Regions from separate parts of the Homo sapiens genome. Here region 1 is linked to region 2. A link is an interaction called in ENCODE POLR2A ChIA-PET data of the cell type or tissue named here. Cell type or tissue: GM12878. All regions are shown on one strand. Links, peaks and the distances in the headings refer to the core of each region. The heading gives the core; the rest is flanking DNA. Region 1 has its middle 24 kb from the start of LINC01960. Region 2 overlaps SP3 (Sp3 transcription factor).

Region 1 (5,381 bases), core at 135-5,134, 61 kb before region 2:
GCCCGATCTACCTCTGCACTTTCAGTTACATCACCAAGGAGCTCCCTTGGTTATTTTCTGTTACTTGCATCCAAAAGCATGCTCACTGCTATTCTGATCCGGAGTCGCAGAAGTCTCTCAGATGCAGTTTGCCAGAGAAACTTTTGGAAAGACTTTACTCCTACATACACAGTCTTGATGGACTTGGGCAGATAATTGGGAGAATTCCCCAGGTTACCAGGCAGAGTCTCTTGCTCTCTACCTTCCCTTTCCTTCAGTCAGGAGTCTTTCTCTGTACTGGCCTGCCCAGTGTTGGAGGTGGGTGACACAGGCACTCCTGTAGCCACCACAGTTGCAACTATGCTGAGTTGCATCTGAAGCCCTGAAGACCAGCACAACATTGGGGTTCACCCAAGGGCCATGGCCAATCTGCGTGACTGCCACTGGTGTTATTCAAGGCCAAAGGCCACTTTAGTTGCCCAGGCGGGAGTGCAGTGGCACGATCTTGGCTCACTGCAACCTCTGCCTCCCAGGTTCAAGCGATTCTCTTGCCTCAGCCTCCTGAGTAGCTGGGATTACAGGTGTGTGTCACCACACAGAGCTAATTTTTGTATTTTTAGTGGAGGTGGGGTTTCACCATGTTGGCCAGGTTGATCTCGAACTCCTCACCTCAAGCGATCCACCCGCCTCAGTCTCCCAAAGTGTTGGGATTACAGGCGTGAGCCACTGTGCCTGGCTAAGACTTTTTAAAGAGCAGTTTTAGGTTCATAGAAAAATGAAGAGGAAAGTACAGATTTTCCATATATCTCCTGCCTCCACGCATGCACAGCCTCCCTTACTATCAACATCCCCTACCAGAGGGGTTGGTATCTGTTACAGCTGATAAACCTACATTGACACATCACTATCATCCAAAGTGCATAGTTTACATTAGGGCTCACTTATAGTGTTGTACATTCTAGTGGTTTGGACAAGTGTATAATTATATATACTTTGTATATTATTATGCAGTGGTGTCATACAGAGTATTTTTACTGTCCTAAAGATCCTTTGTGTCCCCACCTATTATTCCTTCTTCCCTCCAAACCCTAGCAACCACTGATCTTTTTACTCTCTTCAAGTTTTGCCTGTTCCAGAATATCATGTAGTTGGAATCATACAGCATATAGCCTTTTCAAATTGGCTTCTTTCACTTGTTAATATACTTTTAAGGTTCCTCTATGTCTTTTCATAGCTTAATAGTTCATTTCCTTTTAGTACCGAATAACATTCCGTTGTCTGGATATATACCACAACTTATTTATTCATTCACCTACTGAAGGACATCTTGGTGGCTTCTAAGTTTTGGCAATTATGAATAATGCTGCTATAAACATCTGTGCATAGGTTTTTGTGTGGACATAGGTTTTCAACTCTTTTGGGTAGATACCATGGAGTGTGATTGCTGGATCATATGGTAAGAGTATGTTTAGTTTTGTAAGAAACTGCCAAAATGTCTTCCAAAGTGGTTGTACCATTTTGCATTCCCACAGCAATGAACAAGAGTTCCTGTTGTTTCACATCCTTGCTAGCATCTTATATTTTCAGCGTTCAGGAGTTTGGCCATTCAAATAGATGTGTAGTGGTATCTCTGTTGTTTTAATTTGCGTTTCCCTGATGACATATGTGGAACATCTTTTCGTGTACTCATTTGCCATCTGTATGTTTTCCTTGGTGGGTGTCAAAGTCTTTGGTCCATTTTTTAATTTGGTCATTTGTTTCCTTATTGTTGGGTTTTGTGAATTCTTTTTATATTTTGGATAACAATCCTTTATCAGATGTGCCTTTTGCAAATATTTTCTCTTTGTCTGTGGCTTGTTTTGTCATTCTTATTTTTTTTTAATTATTGTAATTGAGATGGGGTCTCACTATGTTGTGTAGGCTGGTCCTGAACTCCTGGCCTCAAATAATCCTCTCACCGTGGCCTCCCAAAGTGCTGGGATTACAGGCATGAGCCACTATGCCTGGCTTATTCTGTCGACAGTGTCTTTCACAGAGCAGAAGTTTTAAATTTTGAAGAAGTCCAATTTAGCAATTATTTATTTCATGGATCATGCCTTTGGTGTTGTTTCTAAAAAGTTATTGTCATACCCGAGGTCATGTAGGTTTTCTTCTATGTTATCTTCTAGGAGTTTTATAGTTCTGCATTTTACATTTAGGTCTATGATCCCTATTGAGTTAATTTTTGGTAGGAGTGTAAAGTCTGTATCTAGATTAATTTTTTTGCATGTGGATGTTCTGTTGTTCTAGCACCACCTGAAGAAGCTTTTCACAGTTGTACCAGCACTAGACCTCAGACCTCAGACCTCAGACCTCAGGGACGACTTTTCCAAAACATTCTTTCTTATGCCTCTCCCATCTCACTGAATTGGTCTCTTGGCAAATGCCAAACTCCTTAGAGCACTGTATCAGGAGCAGGGCCAGACCAGCTCAGCATGGCAGAAAGCCTGAAATTATTAGCACAACATCCCCATGTGATAGGTAGTAGTTTATTGCCTGTATTCTACAAAGTTGAAAACAGAGATTAAGGGACTTACTCAGGGTCAGAAAAGTCTTCTATTTCGAATCTAAGATTAGTCTGTCTGATTAACTAATTGCAATCCGTCTGTCACATAGAAGAGAGTAGGGCTTTTCAGGAGGAGACAATCTGGCTGGCTGCTTCACTGATTGGCAATTTATTGATACGGACACCACAGATCTGATCCTCAGCTTTACAGATACAATAACTACTGTGCCCTGTGCTCAAGGAGATTAAACTAGAAAGGATCAATTCATCATATCCAAACTTATAAGAGACTGATGTGTAAATCAGTTTGTCAGATTATTTATAATAGGAAGTGTTTCTCACACGTGAGAACCCGTAAATTCCTGAATATGTCCCAACTTGAGAAACACTGCATTCAAACTTCCATTAGGAGACTTTAGTTTAGATCACTTGACCATAACAGTCATGAATGCAAATCCAGCATGGGCATTGATGTTATGTGGCAGTACTCTGTAAAAAGGTGGTGACACTTGTGTTAAAAATTTTATATTATCTTTAAAATGAAAACGCCACATTTAAAAATTCTTCTAAAGAATTCATGGACCTCTGAAAATATTATTTAAGAATCCAACTTTAAAAACAATGCAATAAGACAAAGGCTTTGCTTGAAAACTGTGGTTGTTTATAGATACAGGATGCTCTAAAGCAAGCCCACTCAGGAAACTGAGTTGCAGATTAGAAGGTGGGTTGGTGGGAGTAGAAAAAGAACAGAGGGAGTTTGCTGTTCCCAGGGAATACGGTACTCAGACAAGGGCAGTTACTTATCCTGTCTGCATTTGTGGCACAAGTATTTCTGTTTAAGATTCTACCAGTCAGGCCAGGCGTGGTGGCGCACACCTGTAATCCCAGCACTCTGGGAGGCCTAGGCAGGTGGATCACTTGAGCTCAAGAATTTGAGACCAGCCTGGGCAACATACAAAAATTAGTCAGGTGTGGTGGTGCACGCCTGTCATCCCAGTTACTTGCGGGGCAGAGGTAGGAGGATTGCTTGAGCCTAGAAGGTTGAGGTTGCAGTGAGCCAAGATCATGCTACAGCACTCCAGCCTGGGTGACAGAGTGAGACCCTGTCACAAAACAAAAAACAAAACAAAACAAACAAACAAAGATTCTACCCGTCATGGAGAACAGAGCACCATCTTTCTTGCATTATGGTGAAGAAGCACCAACAAATTATTACTCACTAACTTCCATTTTCCTAGACTTCATTTTGAAGCTGTGAACCCTCCCTGCCATTGCATCATTTCTTGGTAAATAGGATGCCCTTTCCACTTGACAAGGAAGAGACTTGGACCAGATCCGTGAACTCCAGAGCCCCTGGCTTTTCCAATTAGCATGTTGCTAGTTTCTCTCATTGAACTAAATCATGAGGGATCCTTAAATACTACAGGAGACAGGAAAAGCAACCTTCTATCTCTTTCTCCATTTTATCCACAACAGTCTGAGAATCACTCATTCTTCTCAAATGACTTCTTCCAGTGTTCTCGACTTACCCCTTTTTCGGCATCTGCCTTTGACTGACCCTCCCCTTTCCCATCTACAGGCTCAGTGGAGTCAGTGCTAGGAACTAGGGAGCACCCACCGCCCACTGCCACATACTCCCTCCTAGCTCAGGAGCCGGATTGGACTAGAGCCAGACCCAGCACTGGGCTGCCTCCAAGCAGCCTGGGAGAATGCCTGCTGTTCCCAGGCAGTGATTCTGGGCACGGCCTTCAATTGCCAACTCTTCCCAGGCCCCTCAGAGCCCAGAAAGGGCATGTAATCCCTTACACTGCTTGGCAAGTGCCTGTTTGTTCTCTAGCCTGGTCAGAACCAGGGAGAAGGGTGCCTGGCTAGTTGCGGAAATGAGAGTGCTGCCCAGGAGTGCTGCTGGGGAGCTTGTGGTCGGTGGACCCCACTCTAACCTGTCTGCTATACCTACTCAGTGCTGACACCCGTGCAGGTGCCACCAGTGTGCTCTTCAGTCTAGCCGGGCTGGACTGCTGCTATCACCTTTATCTGCCCTATCACTTCCTACCTGTGCATGCGGCTCATCTTCTTCCCACAGCCTGGACTGCTTGTCCATTTTAGCTCCTCCTCACCAAATCCTCCCCACCCTTGAAGAGCCACAGCTGAAACGAGCCCTCCAGGAAGCCTTCTATGATCTACAACCAGAAAGAATCCTTCTTTTTTTTTTTTTTTTTTCAACTGCCATACCCATTTTCCTGGACCTGTCTTCAAAAAAAAAAACAACATTCTATTATAGCTATTTCAATTACAGCTATATTTCAATTATAGCTATAATCTATTTCAATTATAGCTATTGATGTACATTTCTTATCTATTATACCAGGAAATAAAGTAGGCATAAGGGCATGTCTTACTGACTTTGTTTTTCCCATAAGGTTCTAAACATTGTAGGTACTTAATCAATATTTGCTGAGTGAATAATAAACGAGAAGGGTTGTGCATATGGTGCACAAATGACAGAAGCCTGGGCCCTTCACGAGTTTCCCTTCTGAAGCTGCCTCTAAGCAGGGCTTCCGGGGATTCCTCTGACTTCCTCACACACTTGCAGCTAAGGGGATCCATTGCAGCGGGGAAGGGAGCCTCCAGCTCCTCAATCCAGCAGGAAACCAGTGTTCCTTCCGACTGGTCAGTGCTTAGGCCACCCAAGTTGTGAAATATTTTGAATATCAGCCCTGCATGCAAGGAAAGGCAGCACTCAACCAGATGACATTAAAGAGACACTGGGTACAAATGCGTGTTACGGCAGTAAGACATTCTCATTGAAGGAGGTGAGAGAAGATGGGGAAGCCGGGTGTTGGAAGCTGGAAAGCAG
Region 2 (5,381 bases), core at 293-5,292:
GAATTAAGTCTGTTATGGCTTTGTTAAATCTGAAATGACTATTAGATCTACAAGTGGATGGTTCCAGTAAACAGTGGAATATCAGAATCTAGTGGTCAGGTTGGGCTGGAGGTAGAATTTAGGGTGTCATTAGTGTATACAGATATGACTCGATGAAATATTCAGGTCATAGTTTCTTTTCCAGTCACCCAGACTGGAGTGCAGTGGCATGATCTTGGCTGACTGTAACTTCCACCTCCTGGGTTCAAGCGTTTCTCCTGCCTCAGCCTCCCAAGTAGCTGGGATTACAGGCATGCGCCACCACGCTCGGCTAATTTTTGTATTTTTCATAGAGATGGGGTTTCACCATGCTGGCCAGGCTGGTCTTGAACTTCTGACCTCAAGTGATCCACCTGCCTCGGCCTCCCAAAGTGCTGGGATTACAGGCTTACAGGCCTTGTGAGCCACTGCTCCCGGCCCCAACTTTTGACTGCATTGTAGGATCTCACAGAGAACTTTCTAGAAGTGCCAACAACTTGTGTTCATCCTCCTCCCAATTCTAGTTTAATTGCTCTGCATGAAACCAGGAAAGTTGTGTTGTAAAAATCCCAAAGTGATTTTGAAGTGCAGCTGGTTTAAGAATTTCTAACTTAGTAGAGAAAGAATATACATAGAGAAGAACTTGGGAAATCATATTCTGAGCCTCAAGTTACTATTCTAGACTTTTTAAATGCAGGGTCTGGCACAGAATCAAATGTAACCCACCAGGCATATGAGAAGGTAAGATACCGTGAATGAGAACCAGCAGAAACAATGGAAATAGACTAAAAACTACTTACTGTGGTCTAGGGAATACAAGCCAAGCTTGAAAAAATTTTAACAGAGTTGGAGACTGTAACAGAAATGACACTGCAGATTTGTAAAATAACCAAATAGAAATTCAGGAACTGAAACTTAAGTATCCAAAATTGAGGGAAAGCCTTAGGAATGAGTCCTAGGGCATTCCCAACATATAGAGGGTGAGAAGTAGAGGAAGAGCTAGCAAAGGAAACAGAAGGAGCTTCCATGAAAGCCAAGTATATTCTGGAAGCCAAGTGTGTAAATTACTTAAGAAAGGAGGAGGGAATGCTTATCCCTTTCTTTTCTTTTTTTTAGGCAGGGTCTCAACTATCACCCAGGCTGGAGTGCAGTGGCATGATCACTGGCCTGGACCTTCCGGGCTCAGGTGACCTTACCACCACAGCTTCCCAAGTAGCTGGGACTGCACATGTGTGCTGCCATGTCTGGCTAATTTTTTGTAATTTTTAGAAGAGATGGGGTTTTGCCACGTTGACCAGGCTGGTCTCGAACTCCTGGTCTCACGTTATCCACCTGCCTTAGCCTCCCAAAGTGCTGGGATTACAGGCATGAGCCACCATGCCTAGCATTATCTATTCATATATTGTGGAGGGTACATAAGATGAGAGAGAACGGGATATTGGATTTAGTAAGATAATGATTGTTGGTGACTTTTAACAAGTGGTTTCATTAAGAGTGCTGGGGAGGAAAGCATGAGTAGAATGATTTAAAAGGTGAAGAGGATTTAGTGAGAGTAATTACAGACTTTTTTTTTTTTTTTTTTTTTACTCGTGTTGTGAGCAACATTGAAATAGGTGGTAGCTGGAGGTGGACCTGGTTGAGGAGGTTGGTTTTCTAAGAATCTCGCCACAAATTAATGATAGAGGAGAGAAAGTATGAAAGAGGATGAGAGAGGGATGTTTTAAGAAAACAAGCAAGGTGAAACACAGGACACAGGTTTAAGGGTTGGACACAGGAGTAGGGGTCATTATAACAGGGAAAGGGCATTGGATAGACATTCAGAGATACAGATATGTTGATTGGAAGATAAGATAATTCTTGTCAGATTATTCCTTATTTCCTTTTGTGATAAGAAACAAGCTAAGATGGGTGAGAGGGCCAGGTGTTAGGAAGTTTGAGAAGGAAGAAGGTATGAAGTGGTCATCTGAGAATTGGAAAGTGAAATGTGAGATGTAGAATTGCAGCAGTACTGGGTGCCTGCTTGAATAATTAGCACAGTTGTGTTTTTTCTCCAGCTACCTTTAGCTGCTGGGCACACATGCAAACTTCAATCTTCTGTTTCCTGGTGGAAAGTTCCAAGTCCTTTTTGTTCTGTTTCTGCCATATTTTTGTTATCTGTTCATCCTCTCCATTCTCAGTTTGTTAGTTTGGCTCTTACTGGTCTCCTAGACCAGGGGTCTTGCACCCCCGGGTGCCAAGGCCACAGTGCAAAAAGTAAGCAGTGGGCGATAAGCATGACTGGCTGAGCTCCGCCTCCTGTCACATCAACAGCAGCATTAGATTCTCATAGGAGCCCGAACCCTATTGTGAATTGCACATGCGAGGGATCTAGGTTGCAAGCTCCTTATGAAAAATCTAATACCTAATGATCTGAGTGAGTGGAACAGTTTCACCCTGAAACCATCTCCCTTGTCAGCAGTAAAATTGTCTTCCATGAAACTGGTCCCTGGTGCCAAAAAGGTTGGGGACCGCTGTCCTAGACTACTATTAAGACATCTAATCTAGGCTGAGTGTGGTGGCATAATCCCAGCACTTTGGGAGGCTGAGGCTGGGAGAATTGCTTGAAGCCAGGAAGTTGAAACCAGTCTGGGCAACCAAGCAAGACCTTGCCTCTACCAAAAAACAAAAAAAAATTAGCTGGTCACAGTAATGTGTGCCCATAGTCCTGTCTGCTCAGAGAGGCGGAGATGGGAGGATTGATTGAACCCAGGAGGTCAAGCCTACAGTGAGTTATGATTGAGTCATTGCACTCCAGCCTGGGTGACTCTCTCTTAAAAAACAACTTCCATTTTCCATGCCCCCTCCTTTCTGGTGCATTAACAAAAATTTATTTTTAAAAAAAATTTTTACATTTTTAATCTTTTTAATTCCTCCCCCAAAATCAGTGTAACTTTTTTTTTTTTTTTTTTGAGTTGGAGTCTTGCTCTGTTGCTCAGGCTGGAGTGCAGTGGCGCAATCTTGGCTCACTACAACTTCCGCCTCTCTGGCTCAAGTGATCTTCCTGCCTCAGCCTCCTGAGTAGCTGGGACTACAGGCCCATGCCACCACACCTGGCTAATTTTTTGTATTTTTAGTAGAGACAGTGTTTCACCATGTTGGCCAGGCTGTTATCAAACTCCTGACCTCAGGTGATCTACCTGCCTCGGCCTCCCAAAGTGCTGGGATTACAGGCATGAGCCACCGTGCCTGGCCAGATGTCACAAAAATTTTTAATCTTATTTCAAAAATGCTGCAGTAGATATCCTTATACAGATGTGTCATTTCTTTTGTTAAAGTATGCATATCTGAAGCATATACATCTGAAAGCACAATCCCAAGGTTGGAGAATATGTGCATTTTAAATTTTGTAAGATACTAGAAACTGTTCCAATACATCATTTTGGTATCAGTCATTTTCCCTAAACACAGATCATGTTGCTTTCTGTAAAGTCTTTACTGGCTCTTCCATTACCTTTAAATTGAGGTCTGTTGAGTCTACAGATAACTTACAGCGCTCTTGCTGTGCATGCCAGATACTGGAATTACAAAGATGAATATGATAATTCTTGCACTAAAGGTGCTCATAATCTAACAAGTTAGACTATGATTTCTCAACCTCTGCACTGTTGATATTTTGGGCCTGATGATTCTTTGTTTTGGGGCTGTCCTCTGCATTGTAGGATGTTGAGGAGCATTCCTGACTTACCCACTAGATGCTGGTAGCACTCTGTACCCCAGGCAGTTGTGATAATAAAAAAAATGGCTTCACACATTGCCAGATGTCCCCTGGAGGACAGTTCTTCATCTCCCCCTTAAGAATCATTGGGTTAGACAGACATGCACATGATTCTAGTATAATGTGATAAATGGTATATTAACATTGAACCCCACAGCACTTTAGAAACAGGAATAGTGGAGTAACCTTCAGGTTGACATCTTTCAAGACTTAGCCCAGATACTGCCTTATCCCGCAGCCTTCCCTTCTTCTTGCCACCTTTGAATTACCGCTTGTTTAATAGCACTTGTCCTTTGTCTTGTATTATAGCTAACATGTATTTCTTGTTTTGGGATTGGGCAGTCATTGCTTACTCATCTTTTTTTTTTCTGCATTCTTTTTTTTGATGGATAAAATGAAGAGATGCCAATAATAGATACAGAATAAACGTAGATTTGTGTGGAAATGTGTAATGTAAATTTTACCTGTTTGGTTGCTTTTTTTTTTTTTTTTTTTTTTTGAGGCAAAGTTTCGCTCTTGTTGCCCAGACGGGAGCACAATGGCACTATCTCGGCTCACTGCAACCTCTGCCTCTTAGGTTCAAGTGATTCTCCTGCCTCAGCCTCTCCCGAGTAGCTGGGATTACAGGCGCCCACCACCACGCCCGGCTAATTTTTGTATATTTAGCAGAGACAGGGTTTCACCATGTTGACTAGGCTGGTCTTGAACTTCTGACCTCAGGTGATCCACCCTCCTTGGCCTCCCAAAGTGCTGGGATTATAACTTTGTTCAGATGTGATAGTTGCATTCTGTGTTTCATACCTCTACCAATTCTGTAATTGTGTTAAATTTGTAGCTTTTTAAAAACTCTTGACATTAAGAATTATGTTTCAGAAGCCAACATATAAACCTGTGGGGGAAGAAACTAAGAGAAGCAAGAGGAACGTTAGGTTTAGTCTTACGTGCATATGAGAGAATTTAGGAGAATTAAATGACTTGCCCTAAAGTCATTTTTTAACACTGTAGATTTAGTGTATTTTTATTCTAAGAATAACATGATGAGAGATTTTTTGTAAGTTCTTTATCTTTGAGCAGTACATAATGAAATATTTGCAGATGAAATGTTATATCTCGGATTTGTTTCAAAATGAGGTAGTTTGGGTTATACATGAAATAGAATTGTCCCAGAGTTTGTGGAATTTGGGTGTTGGGTACATGGGAGTTTGTTATGCTTTCCTACTTTGGTATATATTGGAGATTTTCTAGAGTAAAAAGGTTTTGAGAATGTGAGTTTTAGCCTCATGTTTTTAATGAGTAGAAAATTTGGATTAAAAAATATTTTAAAACTTCTTTTTAAACATTTTTTTCTCGGACTTTAGTGAGCATCAGAATTATTTAAAAATTTTTTTTCAAGAAATTTAACATAAAGTAAGATTGGACTTTAATTTTGGTTCCAACATCTCCTGTGATGTTTGAGTTAGTAAGCTTTGTTCATAGTAACAGCTTGGGCAGGGTTTGTATACTTACTTGATTCACAAGTGGAAGAGGATTTTATGGTTCTGTTGTGAAAGCCTTGAAGATGAAGTTTTGACTGTTTAGGCTATTTCCCTGCATTATCTCTTGTGTTAAT

Evidence for each region. ChIA-PET counts read pairs that join two places held together with the same protein. Peaks named below come from ENCODE experiments on the same cell type or tissue, not always from the same donor. Only the 100,000 strongest peaks of a DNase experiment are listed, where the experiment ranks them.
Region 1: POLR2A ChIA-PET joins it to region 2 with 10 read pairs; 4 of 35 experiments call an interaction of 5 or more read pairs at or near these places.

What each region holds. Positions count from the first base shown.
Region 1 is chr2:173,998,330-174,003,710 of GRCh38, reverse strand. No RefSeq gene overlaps it. Among named protein-coding and RNA genes, the nearest start is that of LINC01960, 24 kb to the left of the region's middle. In GM12878, for the core only: no CTCF peak of the experiment used is centred there; no DNase peak of the experiment used is centred there.
Region 2 is chr2:173,937,350-173,942,730 of GRCh38, reverse strand. The region is part of intron 4 of SP3 (Sp3 transcription factor); the gene reads left to right. Among named protein-coding and RNA genes, the nearest start is that of SP3, 25 kb to the left of the region's middle. RefSeq lists an enhancer at 2,519-2,658. In GM12878, for the core only: no CTCF peak of the experiment used is centred there; DNase peaks (open chromatin) are centred at 2,110, 2,312 and 2,700; H3K4me3 peaks cover 502 bases; H3K27ac peaks cover 2,552 bases.